Regions from separate parts of the Homo sapiens genome. Here all the other regions are linked to region 1. A link is a contact called in ENCODE Hi-C or POLR2A ChIA-PET data. All regions are on one chromosome and are shown on one strand. Each heading gives the region's core, a stretch centred on a gene start or an enhancer-like site at or near the end of the contact. The rest is flanking DNA. Distances are from core to core; before and after follow the strand shown.

The links. Hi-C counts contacts between places; a loop is a spot of excess contacts on that map. ChIA-PET counts read pairs that join two places held with the same protein, here RNA polymerase II (POLR2A). Pooled maps may share reads with other maps.
Region 2: a pooled map shows a loop between it and region 1 (16-fold over the local background). The contact joins the promoter of BAG1 here to the promoter of FAM219A in region 1. A Hi-C loop is called at or near these places in 1 of 37 single-sample maps with no recorded cell type and 7 of 50 pooled maps. POLR2A ChIA-PET finds 5 or more read pairs at or near these places in 1 of 52 experiments (naive thymus-derived CD4-positive, alpha-beta T cell).
Region 3: a loop to region 1 is called in a pooled map, with 8 times the contacts of the local background. The contact joins the promoter of CCDC107 here to the promoter of FAM219A in region 1. A Hi-C loop is called at or near these places in 1 of 37 single-sample maps with no recorded cell type and 6 of 50 pooled maps. POLR2A ChIA-PET finds 5 or more read pairs at or near these places in 2 of 52 experiments (PC-9 and activated CD8-positive, alpha-beta memory T cell).
Region 4: a map of CD8-positive, alpha-beta T cell shows a loop between it and region 1 (18-fold over the local background). The contact joins the promoter of TESK1 here to the promoter of FAM219A in region 1. A Hi-C loop is called at or near these places in 2 of 168 maps with a recorded cell type or tissue (CD8-positive, alpha-beta T cell and naive thymus-derived CD4-positive, alpha-beta T cell) and 9 of 50 pooled maps. POLR2A ChIA-PET finds 5 or more read pairs at or near these places in 1 of 52 experiments (HEK293).

What each region holds. Positions count from the first base shown.
Region 1 is chr9:34,457,252-34,459,886 of GRCh38, reverse strand. FAM219A (family with sequence similarity 219 member A) reads left to right here and starts at 1,317. Exons shown (of 6, transcript NM_001184940.2): 1 at 1,317-1,683. The coding sequence starts at 1,624. DNAI1 (dynein axonemal intermediate chain 1) reads right to left here and starts at 1,082. Exons shown (of 20, transcript NM_012144.4): 1 at 834-1,082. The coding sequence starts at 881. RefSeq lists enhancers at 956-1,025, 1,122-1,416, 979-1,519 and a silencer at 1,396-1,645.
Region 2 is chr9:33,263,396-33,266,030 of GRCh38, reverse strand. It overlaps BAG1 (BAG cochaperone 1), which reads left to right and starts at 1,323. Exons shown (of 7, transcript NM_004323.6): 1 at 1,323-1,807. The coding sequence starts at 1,357. CHMP5 (charged multivesicular body protein 5) reads right to left here and starts at 982. Exons shown (of 8, transcript NM_016410.6): 1 at 884-982; 2 at 1-21. The coding sequence starts at 952. RefSeq lists enhancers at 775-1,014, 1,545-2,134, 2,265-2,314 and a silencer at 1,195-1,514.
Region 3 is chr9:35,656,943-35,659,577 of GRCh38, reverse strand. CCDC107 (coiled-coil domain containing 107) reads right to left here and starts at 1,286. Exons shown (of 5, transcript NM_174923.3): 1 at 1,093-1,286; 2 at 851-1,002. The coding sequence starts at 1,198. It overlaps ARHGEF39 (Rho guanine nucleotide exchange factor 39), which reads left to right. Exons shown (of 9, transcript NM_032818.3): 9 at 1-235. It also overlaps RMRP. RefSeq lists a silencer at 1,164-1,423 and enhancers at 1,506-2,013, 2,014-2,522.
Region 4 is chr9:35,603,928-35,606,562 of GRCh38, reverse strand. It overlaps TESK1 (testis associated actin remodelling kinase 1), which reads right to left and starts at 1,301. Exons shown (of 10, transcript NM_006285.3): 1 at 725-1,301; 2 at 458-579; 3 at 278-326. The coding sequence starts at 943. RefSeq lists silencers at 436-695, 477-771, 706-875, 896-1,195, 1,226-1,475 and an enhancer at 1,956-2,065.

The sequences.
Region 1 (2,635 bases), core at 68-2,567:
CACACTCCTGCACATAGCCTGTCCTGTATTCTGTTTAGTTCTCTTGCACACCCTCTGTGGGCTCCCAAACAGCAAGAGCTGTGTTCCCACCTAGCCTGGAGCTAGGCACACAGCAAAGGGTTGGATAAAGAATGCCTTTGAGGCTGGGCGCCGTGGCTCACGCCTGTAATCCCAGCACTTCGGAAGGTCAAGGTAGGAGGATCGCTTGAGCTCAGGAGTTAGAGACGGGCCTGGGCAACATGGGGAAACCCCGTCTCTACCAAAAACACAAAATTTAGCCGGGCGTGGTGGCCTATGCCTTTGGTTCCAGCTATTCGTCAGGCTGAAGTGGGAGAATCGCTTGCACCCAGGAGGCAGAGGTTACAGAGAGCTGAGATGGCGCCACTGCATTCTAGCCTGGGCTACAGGGCGAGCCTCTGTCTCAAAAAAAAAAAAAGAAAGAAAGAAAGAAAAAGAAAAAGAAAAATTCCTTTGGGACAAGAATGTGAGAACAAGGAGGAAGGGACTCGTGGGAATGGGGATGGGGAAGTTAAGGAGAATAGACTGGTCAGAATGAGTCCATGGGGTAAAGTGAAGTGAAGAGATGGGAATGGTGGATAAAAGGAGAGAGGTAAGAAACGGTGGATTGGGGTAGTATGGGAGAGGAGGCCGGGATTAGTGGGAAAGAGTAGGACAGAGTCAGAGGTCAGTGGGAGCACTTACCAGAGGTCACGGGGGTGAGAAGGCTGGGGTCAACAGAGAAAAGATCAAGGATCAGTAGGAGAGGTATGATTAGTGGTCACTGGCGACGACGAAGGTCAGAGGTCATCAGAAGGAAGGTGTGCGTACGTTACCTGCTTATGAGGCTGTTTATGGGGAGCCTTCGCAGAAGCAGGAATCATCTCAACCCCTGGAGAGCCTACAAAACGCTCCCTCGTCTGAAGACAAAAAGTTTGTCCGTCTCCTTGACCACACACAAGAAATCTGGACTCTCTTCCACTTCAGTTACCAGTCGCAACGGTTCTTTAGGGACAGCCGTCGTTGTGGGTCCCCGTGCCCTTGCAGGATAGAATCCAACTCCCTGACGCGGTTACCCAGCAACCGACCAGCAGCCAAGGCGCAGGCGCTTCGGCGCGCCCAGCCGGCCCGGAAAGGAGGCGGGGTTGGGCGCGCGGCGAGCGAGTCTCCACTAAGCCCCGCCCCCTCAGGAATCACAGCTGGGCGGCCGCGCGCATTCGGAACTCCCGCATGTGGGTGGGGCTGGGGTCCCCAGGCACCGCCTCCTCATGAATAATGCAAGATCCGGGCGGTGTCCCGGACCCGGAAGTGGAGTTGCCGAGTCACCGCAGTGGCTGAGCTGCTGACAGGAGGCGGCAGCGGAGTAGGAGGCGAGGCAAGACCTGCGGCTCGGCCCGGCCACAGCCGCGGTAGTGCTAGGCAAGCCCACGGAGTCACGCCGGCCTCAGCCAGTCTGCGAACCTCTCGCCCCCGCCCACCCCTGCATCCGCCCGGCCCCTGCCCGCCCGAGTGGTCCGGGGAGGCCTAGTCTGCACCACCCGCCGGGCTCCTGGGGCCGCCGCCCCGCGCGGTCCTGTCGGCGTCCGCGGCCGCGCCCGGCCCCTGGCCCGCTCGCCCGCCGGCACCATGATGGAGGAGATCGACCGGTTCCAGGTGCCCACCGCGCACTCGGAGATGCAGCCGCTGGTGAGGGGGCGGGCGGCGGGCAGGCCAAGGCCGGAGGGGGCGTCGCTTGAGGGGGAGGGAGGGAATCAGGCCGGGGGGATCGTGCGGAGGGGCGCCATCGGATGGGGCAAAGAGATCCCTGAAAACGTATTGCCGGGGGACGGGGACTTGCAGGACAAGAAAACCGTGGGAGAATATGCTGGATGAGAGCAAAGGGACCTGTAAGGGCGGAGGGCACCGTCGGTGGAAGCAGGGCACCGTCGGATGGAACGGAGGGGGCACAAAGGTGCACACCGCTAGTGGAGGCCCATAGCAGGGACTGGCGAGGGAACTGCCATGGGGCACCGCCGGCGGCAGGCCCAGGGGTCTGGGATGGGAGGTGGGGAGGCGTTTAGTCCTAGAGGCCTGTGATGCTTAGGGCGGGGGAGCCGTCAGGCTAAGAGAGATTGGGAATCAGCTTTTAGAAGAGGAGGGGCTTGCCCGCCTGTCCGCTGGATATACGGACAGGAACGCTGGGCCGGGGCGAGGGACCCAGTGGGGGAAGGTGGTTGGTGCAGAACCTGGGAATTCCGTTCTCCGGTGGGGAGCGCAGGCAGACCAGGCTGGGGGCATCTAAACCGGGAAGGAGAGTGCGCGGCGACCAGATGGGGAATCGGGGTGCAGATGAGAGTGCTCGGGAACCGACGGGAGAGGAAGTGGGGTCGCGCTGGAGCTGCCTGTGCGCACTGGTTGGGAAGAGCCCCCATCATCTTAGGCCTACGTGCCTGAAGTCCTTGCTGGGCGCGGATCCTGCCGCCTGTCCGCGGTCCCGGAGTCAGGGAGGAATGATGTCATCGCTGCTGGCGCGGAGGGAATGGAAGGGGGAGGGCAACTCGGGTGCACCGAGGCTAGGCCTAAGGGAGACCATGCTTGCTGGCCACCGCCCAGGGGGCTCCCTGACCTCGCTTGTCTGTCAGGCAACCGGGTGGGAGAC
Region 2 (2,635 bases), core at 74-2,573, 1.2 Mb after region 1:
GGATTCTGCTCTACTGTCCACCTTAGGGGAAAATATCAAATGCACTGGTAGTTACTGCAATACACTTATTCCAGAAGGGGCAGGTAGAGAGGAAGGAATACAGAGGAAGAAAAGAGGAGCTTAAGGGGAAGGGTGAAAAACAGTGGTTCACAAAGAAGGGTATTCCCAACCAGAAACCCTGGGCTTTATAAATTATTCTCTTACCCCCCGCCACACTGCCCCGATTCTGATATACCAGGTAGCCTTCAAGTGGGTTGGGGCAGAAAATAATTTGAGAATCACTGAGTTGAGTTGGAATTTCCCTAGAATCAGAGACTAGCCAGGCTGAGAGTTCCTCCAAGAGGCACATGAAATGGGCCAGTGCCAAGTGAAACCAGCTGATTGTAGATCTAATGCCATTCCCTAAATCGGGGATGGTGGCTTAATCTGAGGGGCTAGGGTTCTGAGTTTTGTGTTACTGAGATCCAGGACGAAGGCACAGATATGTTGACCTAGGATATCAAGCTGAGTCCTGATGTGGACTGGGGATGACAGATGGAAGAAGGGTAAGGGATCAGGCAGGATGAGGTGGGAAGGGTGTATGGGCCTAGGGCTGGGTGAGGTGAGAGGATCAAGGCGAGAGCGAGTGGACGGGCAATGGGCATCAAAACGGGTTGGGTGCTGGCAGGGCAAGGCAGTGATGGGGTTAGGGGTTCCCTGGTTTGTGGCGTTAGGAATGACTTGGGTAACAGGGATGAAGGGGAGAAGGTGAGATAGAGAGGGACGACGTGTAAGGGGCCCAGGACCCGAAATGAAGTGGAAGAATATGGGCCCGGGGCTGGGGGTGGGCGGGGTCGGGTGTGTCAGAGGTCCTGAGCCTACTTATGCATGATCAAATGCCCACCGTGCCAATGCAGTCAGTCAGGCTGGGCGGCGGAGCCTTGGGTTTCGCTTTCCCGAAGAGTCGGTTCATCTTGAGCAGCCGCGAAGAAACCCAAACACTAGAGCAAAACCAGAAACGGAAGCAGAGTCACTCCCGCCTCGACTTCCGGCCCCTCCGTGCGCAAGCGCAATATGCCTCCTGGCGTTTCCCGATTCTTTTTCCGGATTTTCAGCCGGGTCTTCCGGGGATGGAGAGCAAAAGGACTTGGTGCTCTCGGAGAGAGCCTGCAGGGGGCGGGGTGTTGGTAGAAGGAGTGGGAGGGGTTTTACTGTAGCAAGGCGGGGCCTCAGTTGAGTGGGTGGGGCCTGGAGGCAACTAACGCGGCATAGGGCGAGGGCGGGGCCGGCAGGCCGGGGCGGGGCTGGGAAGTAGTCGGGCGGGGTTGTGAGACGCCGCGCTCAGCTTCCATCGCTGGGCGGTCAACAAGTGCGGGCCTGGCTCAGCGCGGGGGGGCGCGGAGACCGCGAGGCGACCGGGAGCGGCTGGGTTCCCGGCTGCGCGCCCTTCGGCCAGGCCGGGAGCCGCGCCAGTCGGAGCCCCCGGCCCAGCGTGGTCCGCCTCCCTCTGGGCGTCCACCTGCCCGGAGTACTGCCAGCGGGCATGACCGACCCACCAGGGGCGCCGCCGCCGGCGCTCGCAGGCCGCGGATGAAGAAGAAAACCCGGCGCCGCTCGACCCGGAGCGAGGAGTTGACCCGGAGCGAGGAGTTGACCCTGAGTGAGGAAGCGACCTGGAGTGAAGAGGCGACCCAGAGTGAGGAGGCGACCCAGGGCGAAGAGATGAATCGGAGCCAGGAGGTGACCCGGGACGAGGAGTCGACCCGGAGCGAGGAGGTGACCAGGGAGGAAATGGCGGCAGCTGGGCTCACCGTGACTGTCACCCACAGTGAGTGTCGGGCGCCAGGTGGGCTCCATGCAGGTCCCGAAAGCCCGGCGGGGTCTGTGGGTTTAGTCACGTGTCCTCCAGAAGCGTGTGACCTTGCGCTTGTCCTGGCGTCCGGAAGCGTGGGTTATTGGTTGTGTCCGTGGAACTGTCTTTTGTCCCGGGCTTGTGTCTGTACACTTTTCCATGTGGCCGGTGTATTTTGTCTCTGGTCATTTGTGCGATCCTGGGTGTTTGAGCTTCTCCGTGCTTTACGTCGTGGGCCTGGTTGTGTTTGTGTGCCCGCGCAGTTATTGTGCCCTTTGTGTCAGGCATATATTGGGCCATGTGGTCTACGACTGCTCCGTGTGTGATAAGTCAGAACTTCGTGCATGCCGGGGTGCTCCTCGTGTGCTGAGTGCCTTCTCCGTGTGCGCCGCTTGAGTTGGCCGTGGGTCCAAGCGTTGTACTCTGGGCACCCTTTGGGTCTGCCTACTGTTGGAGTTGACACACCACCAAATGAAGTCAGTACACCGGAGAGCTGAGTCCATGAGGTTTCTCTAGAACCAGCTAGGGGAGGCCCAAGGGTCTGGGAATCTGGAGACCTGGATTCTAGATCCTGCGGTTTTGAGTGACCTTGGGATGGACGGCTTCTTCTAAGAATCCGGTTTCTCCTCTGTGAAGTAGATTTGGTAACCCTGGCTCCTGCTGACCTCACGGAGCTGTTGGGGGAACCAAACCTTGGTGTAATGTACTGTACACAGGCTCCCTCCTTGCTGTCCGCATCCCTGGAAAAGAATTGGCGTCTCTTCTTCAGAAAGAAAGGCTCTGCTGTTCGTATGCATTTGTCTG
Region 3 (2,635 bases), core at 37-2,536, 1.2 Mb before region 1:
CAATTCTCCAGGGGCATTCTGATTGGCAGGTGAAGCACAGTGCCATGTTCCCAGCACTGATTTGGGAAGTGGCTTGTCACATCCCACAGTGAACTCAGTCAACTGGAATGCCTAACTCTCTTTCATAAGACCTCCTGCTACATTATGTTTCTCCCAGACTGTACTCAGGTCCAAGAACAGAATTTACTAGTCTATCCTTCTCAAAGTTCATCATTAAATTCAGTCATTCATCCTAGCCTGTCACATCTACCTGGGGTCATTATTAGCTATCTCTTCTAGTTTCATATATCTAAACTGGTTCCATCGGTTCTATTTTATAATGCAAGTACGTAATAGGGTCACGGCTAAAGACACAGCCCTGGAAGGTACTGTTTTTCAAAATGTACTGTCAACTTACATTTCAGGGCCTCCTCCCAAGGAGAACATGAGACCACTTCATATCTGGAACTCTAGAAACACTGGCTGCAGCAATCAACCTCCTGTGCCAAGGCTGGCCCCACTCTTGTAGCATGGACACTGCTAGCTGGGTTCAAATCCCAGCTCCAGCAGTTGCCAGCGCTGGGTGACCTCGAGCAAGTGACTACTCCTCACTGGATTGTAGGAGAACTAAATGTGATAGTCATTATTTACAGTTCACCACACGCTCTTCACATCCGTTACCTCCCTGGATCCTCAAAATAACCTCATAATATTGGAAGGCCAACGGACTACTGTCTTTATTTTACAGACAGGGAAGCTGTGTCTTGTTCTTGGTACCCTGGCACCCCCATGGGAGATTCGGGCTCAGGGGATCCCCACGCCCGGCGGTCCCGCACCTGCAGGGGCACCCCTACCCCCGGCCGCCCCGTACCTGCAAACACTTGTACAGCACAAAAGCCGCGACGGCCGCGGTGTACAGCGCCCCCAGAGGCAGCGACCCGGCCCGGGTCCGCTCGCGTTGATCCTTGAGCGGTGGTCGCCGCCGGGGTTCCGTGGCTCCAGAGCCGGGGTGGGCTGCGTTCCCTGCGGAGGGAGGATACAGGCGAGTCAGCCGAGCTGGGGCCTGGGACCCGTGCGCAGTCCCAGCCCTCCTCCAGCAGCCCTAGCTGGTACCTGGGTGTGCCCGGAGGTCGGGATTGGCGCGGTCTCCTAGGACCCCGGACAGCGCAGACACAAGCAGCAGCCCCACCACACCCAAGAGCGAAACTGCGCCCGCCATTGCCGGCCCACGGGTGGAGGGATCGGGCGGGCGGTGCCGAAGCGGTCCGGCATTGGCCGGCCGCCCCAACGCGCACGCGCACGCGAGCAGGCCGGCCGGCTCCGGGGAGGCCACGCCCACTCCCCGTAGGGCGGGGCCAGACCATATTTGCATAAGATAGTGTCATTCTAGCTTTCCTGTATTTGTTCATTTCGTGTCTATTAGCTATTCTGCTAGCCACAATGCCTCTGAAAGCCTATAGTCTTAGAAAGTTATGCCCGAAAACGGTTTTTTTAATCTCACGCCACCAACTTTCTCACCCTAATCATAAAACACAATTTCTTTAGGGCTATAAAATACTACTCTGTGAAGCTGAGGACGTGGTTCGTGCTGAAGGCCTGTATCCTAGGCTACACACTGAGGACTCTGTTCCTCCCCTTTCCGCCTAGGGGAAAGTCCCCGGACCTCGGGCAGAGAGTGCCACGTGCATACGCACGTAGACATTCCCCGCTTCCCACTCCAAAGTCCGCCAAGAAGCGTATCCCGCTGAGCGGCGTGGCGCGGGGGCGTCATCCGTCAGCTCCCTCTAGTTACGCAGGCAGTGCGTGTCCGCGCACCAACCACACGGGGCTCATTCTCAGCGCGGCTGTTTTTTGTTCCCGAGACCACGGCTCACTGCAGCCTCGACCTCCCCGGGCTCACGCGATGCCTCACCTCAGGCTCCCAAGTAGTTGGGACCGCAGGCGCACGCCATCATGCCTGGCTAATTTTTGTATTTTTTGTAGAGACGGATTTTCACCTGTTGCCCAGGCTGGTCTCGAACGCCTGGTGTCAAGCGATCAGTCCACCTCGCCCTCCCAAAGTGCTGGGATTACAGGCGTGACACCGCGCCCGGTCAACGCGGCTGCTTTTCATGCGCGGGCAGCTTTACGCTGTTCTTGGCCTTGCTATGAAGTCCTTGTGCTCATTACTCCAAATATGGAGCATTCCTGAAACAGCCTCCTCTTCTACCTCCCTCTCCCTTTGGCAAACGCCATAGTAGCCACCATTCACTGTGTAGCTGGTACACAACATATGGACTCTGCTTGGGCTAGAATCCTGCCTCCTGTACTCAAGAGCGGTGACCTTGTGAAACTTAGTTCTCTCTCCGTGCCTTCCTTTCCACTCTGAGGAATGAAGATAAGCACTTACTTCAAGAGCTATGATGATTAAATGGGATCACTCAAGTTAGAACCGTGCCTACTTATTAGTGATTTTTTTTTTTTTGGAACGGCGGGTCGCTCTCTTGCCCAGGCTGGTCTTAAACTCCTGGGATCCTCCCGCTTCAGCCTCCCGGGTAGTTGACATTACAGGCACGTGCCACCCCGACGGACTCTAGTGATTTTTTAACTTGAGCAGCTACTACTGTAAGCCAGACAGTTGAAATTACACTGACTCTCCCTGACATGCCGCTGCATT
Region 4 (2,635 bases), core at 52-2,551, 1.1 Mb before region 1:
GTGGCTAGTGGCTACTGTATTGGACAGCACAGATAGAGAACATTTCCGTCACTGAAGAAAATTCTATTGGACAGCACTGTTCTAGGGGATACAGAGAATAAGACCAGTTGAGGCCTTTTATATGTGGTTTGCCTAAAGGAAAGTTCAGGAAAGCCTCCCCTGAGAGGAGATCCTGTTGCCTCTCACTAGTCCTCCGTAGATCCACCAGGCCTGTTGACTCCCTTTATCCTTGGGGGTGAAGGGGGGTGGGGATCCCTCCTTCCTGGCCTATCCTCACCTCTGTAAGAGCGTGCAGCTGTCCCTGGTGCACACAGACTCCCATGAACCTGCAAGAGGATGGGGAAGATAGAAGGATAGGCTATTAAAGGCCTCAGCTCCTCCTCAGTTCCACTTTTCCCGCGGGATCTTTCCCTTTCTCTCCCGCCCAGCAAGCTGCCCAGAGACTGGGGCCGCTCACCTTAGGATGTTGGGGTGCCTGAGCCGGTTCATCAGCTGCACTTCCCGTAGTGTGTTGCCCCGGTTACTGGGGAGCTTGTTCATCTTCAGCACCATGACTTGCCCTGACTGTCGGTGCCGAACCTGGGGGCAGGAGCAGCCGGCGAGGGCCGGGCAGGTCGGGCGGGTCGCCGGAGTCTGGACCCTCTTCCCCGCACTCCCGGCCCCCTAGTTTCAGCCTCTGGTTGAAGGCTCGGTCCCGCCCCTCTGCCCTCTCGGCCGGTCCTACCTTGTAGACCTCAGAGAAGAAGCCGGCCCCGATCTTCTCCGCGCAGTGAAAATCGTCCACACGCGCCAGGCTAGACACGGCGCTGCGGAGAGCCCGGTAGGAGGAGGGGCGGCCCCGGCCCGGGCCTCCGCCCGTGCCCCCCGGCCCCGGGGGCCCCTCCCCCGGCACCTCTCCAGGCCCGGGCCCAGGGCCCCGCAGTGGGGGCCGTTCCCCGGCCATGGCCGGGCCCCCAGCCCGGGCCTGCCTCACATGGCAGGGTCCCCAGGGCCCGGGCAGGCCGCGCTTGCCATGGGCGCGGGCCCAGCCCGATCCCGGGCGCCCGGACTCCGGCTCCCGCCCTGAGAATGGAAGATCCGCCGAAGATCCTGGACCCGCCCCCGCCGCGCCGGCTGGCTGGGCCCGGGTGGACGCCGCGCCGCTCCGCTCCGCGCAGGGCCTGGGCTTGGGCCTGGACCGGGCGGTGGCGGTGACGGTGGCGGCAGCGCTCCGGGGCGCCGGCGGGCTGGCTTGCCGCGGGCGGAGGCGGGCGGGCGGGCGGGCGGCGGCTGCTCCGCTTAGCCGCCGGGGATCAGGCTCCGCGGCCTGCCGGGGGCGGGGCTGGGCCGGGCCTCCGCTTAACTCCTTCCAGCCCGGCCTCCCGGCAGCGGCCACGCCCCCTCAGGTGCGCACCCCCGCCTCCCCGCTTTCCGGCCGCGATGCCCTGGGCCGCCCGGGTCAAATAAGCTCCGGCCTGAGCTTGAATAACGGGAGGGAATTAAGGGCTGATGGTGCGCATGCGAAGCTTAGCTGCCCAGGGAGTCCCCTCTCCTCCCTGGGTTACTGTCCGTTGAGGGTCGGGCTCAGAAACCTGCCGGATTCCTGGGCTCCAGGGACCAACGGGGCAGAAAGGTAGGCCCCTCAGGCCCAGCCGCAATCAGAGGTAGCCTAGCAACCTGTCCACCTTCCTGGCCTGCGCCCCGGCCCAGCCTGCCCATTTCCCAGGTCTCTTCGACTCCGACACCTTGAACCTCTGGCCTCCCTAACACCTTCTACCTTCACGGGAGGTTGTGATACCCCGGGGCTATAGGAAGCCTTTGGCCGGCCCATACCCAGCTTAGCCCCGACTCCTCCTCACTTCATCCTGCCGCCTCCCAATAAAGAAGAGAGTCCAGGTCCTCCGCCCTGTGACCACCCAGCCGGGACCTCCCTCTTACTACTTTGCCCAAAAGACTCTAAGAGAGAAGCCTCCACCTGCAGGGAAGCCCGTCCTTCCGCAAGATCCCACCCCCCTCAAAGAACGCTGTCCCTCGGAGACCCCTCCCTTCCTCAGTGAGACACCTCCCTTTCGGGGGCACTTTTCCCCAGTGTGGCACTGCCACCGTCAGTGTGTCAGAACCCCTCAGTGCTGCACCCCCTTGCTCTGTGTTCCTCCCACGCAGTGAGACCCCACCTCCGAGGAAATCCACTAGTCATTGTGACCCCTCCTCTCAAGGTGACTCCTCCCCTCAGTGTGACCCAGCCCTCCTCAGTGTGAGGGTTCCGCCCTCCACGTAGGAACACGGTCTGCCCCCTAAGGCCGGAGGAGGGGCTGCAACTGGCCTCTTTAAGTCGGCGCGGTGCCTGGGTGCGCACGCAGTCTCAGGACTCCGTGCACTCGCCGTACCAGACGCTTCCGGTTCTGCCGCTGGTTCCTCCTCCGGCCTCGGCGAAATAGCCAATCATCGCTAGGGTTGGGTGGTGACACGCGATCCCGGCGGTCCACTCCGGGGCAAACGGTTTAAAAGGGCGTCGTTGAGCCGCCTGCCACCTAGCGGCGGAACGGTGGGCGGAGGGAGAGAAAGCTGCCGTCTCGAGTGCGGAGGCAGGCTGAGAGCTCCTCGAGGAAGCGAGGCTGAGTCCTGCAGGAATTCTCAAGTACTGTATTGATATTTC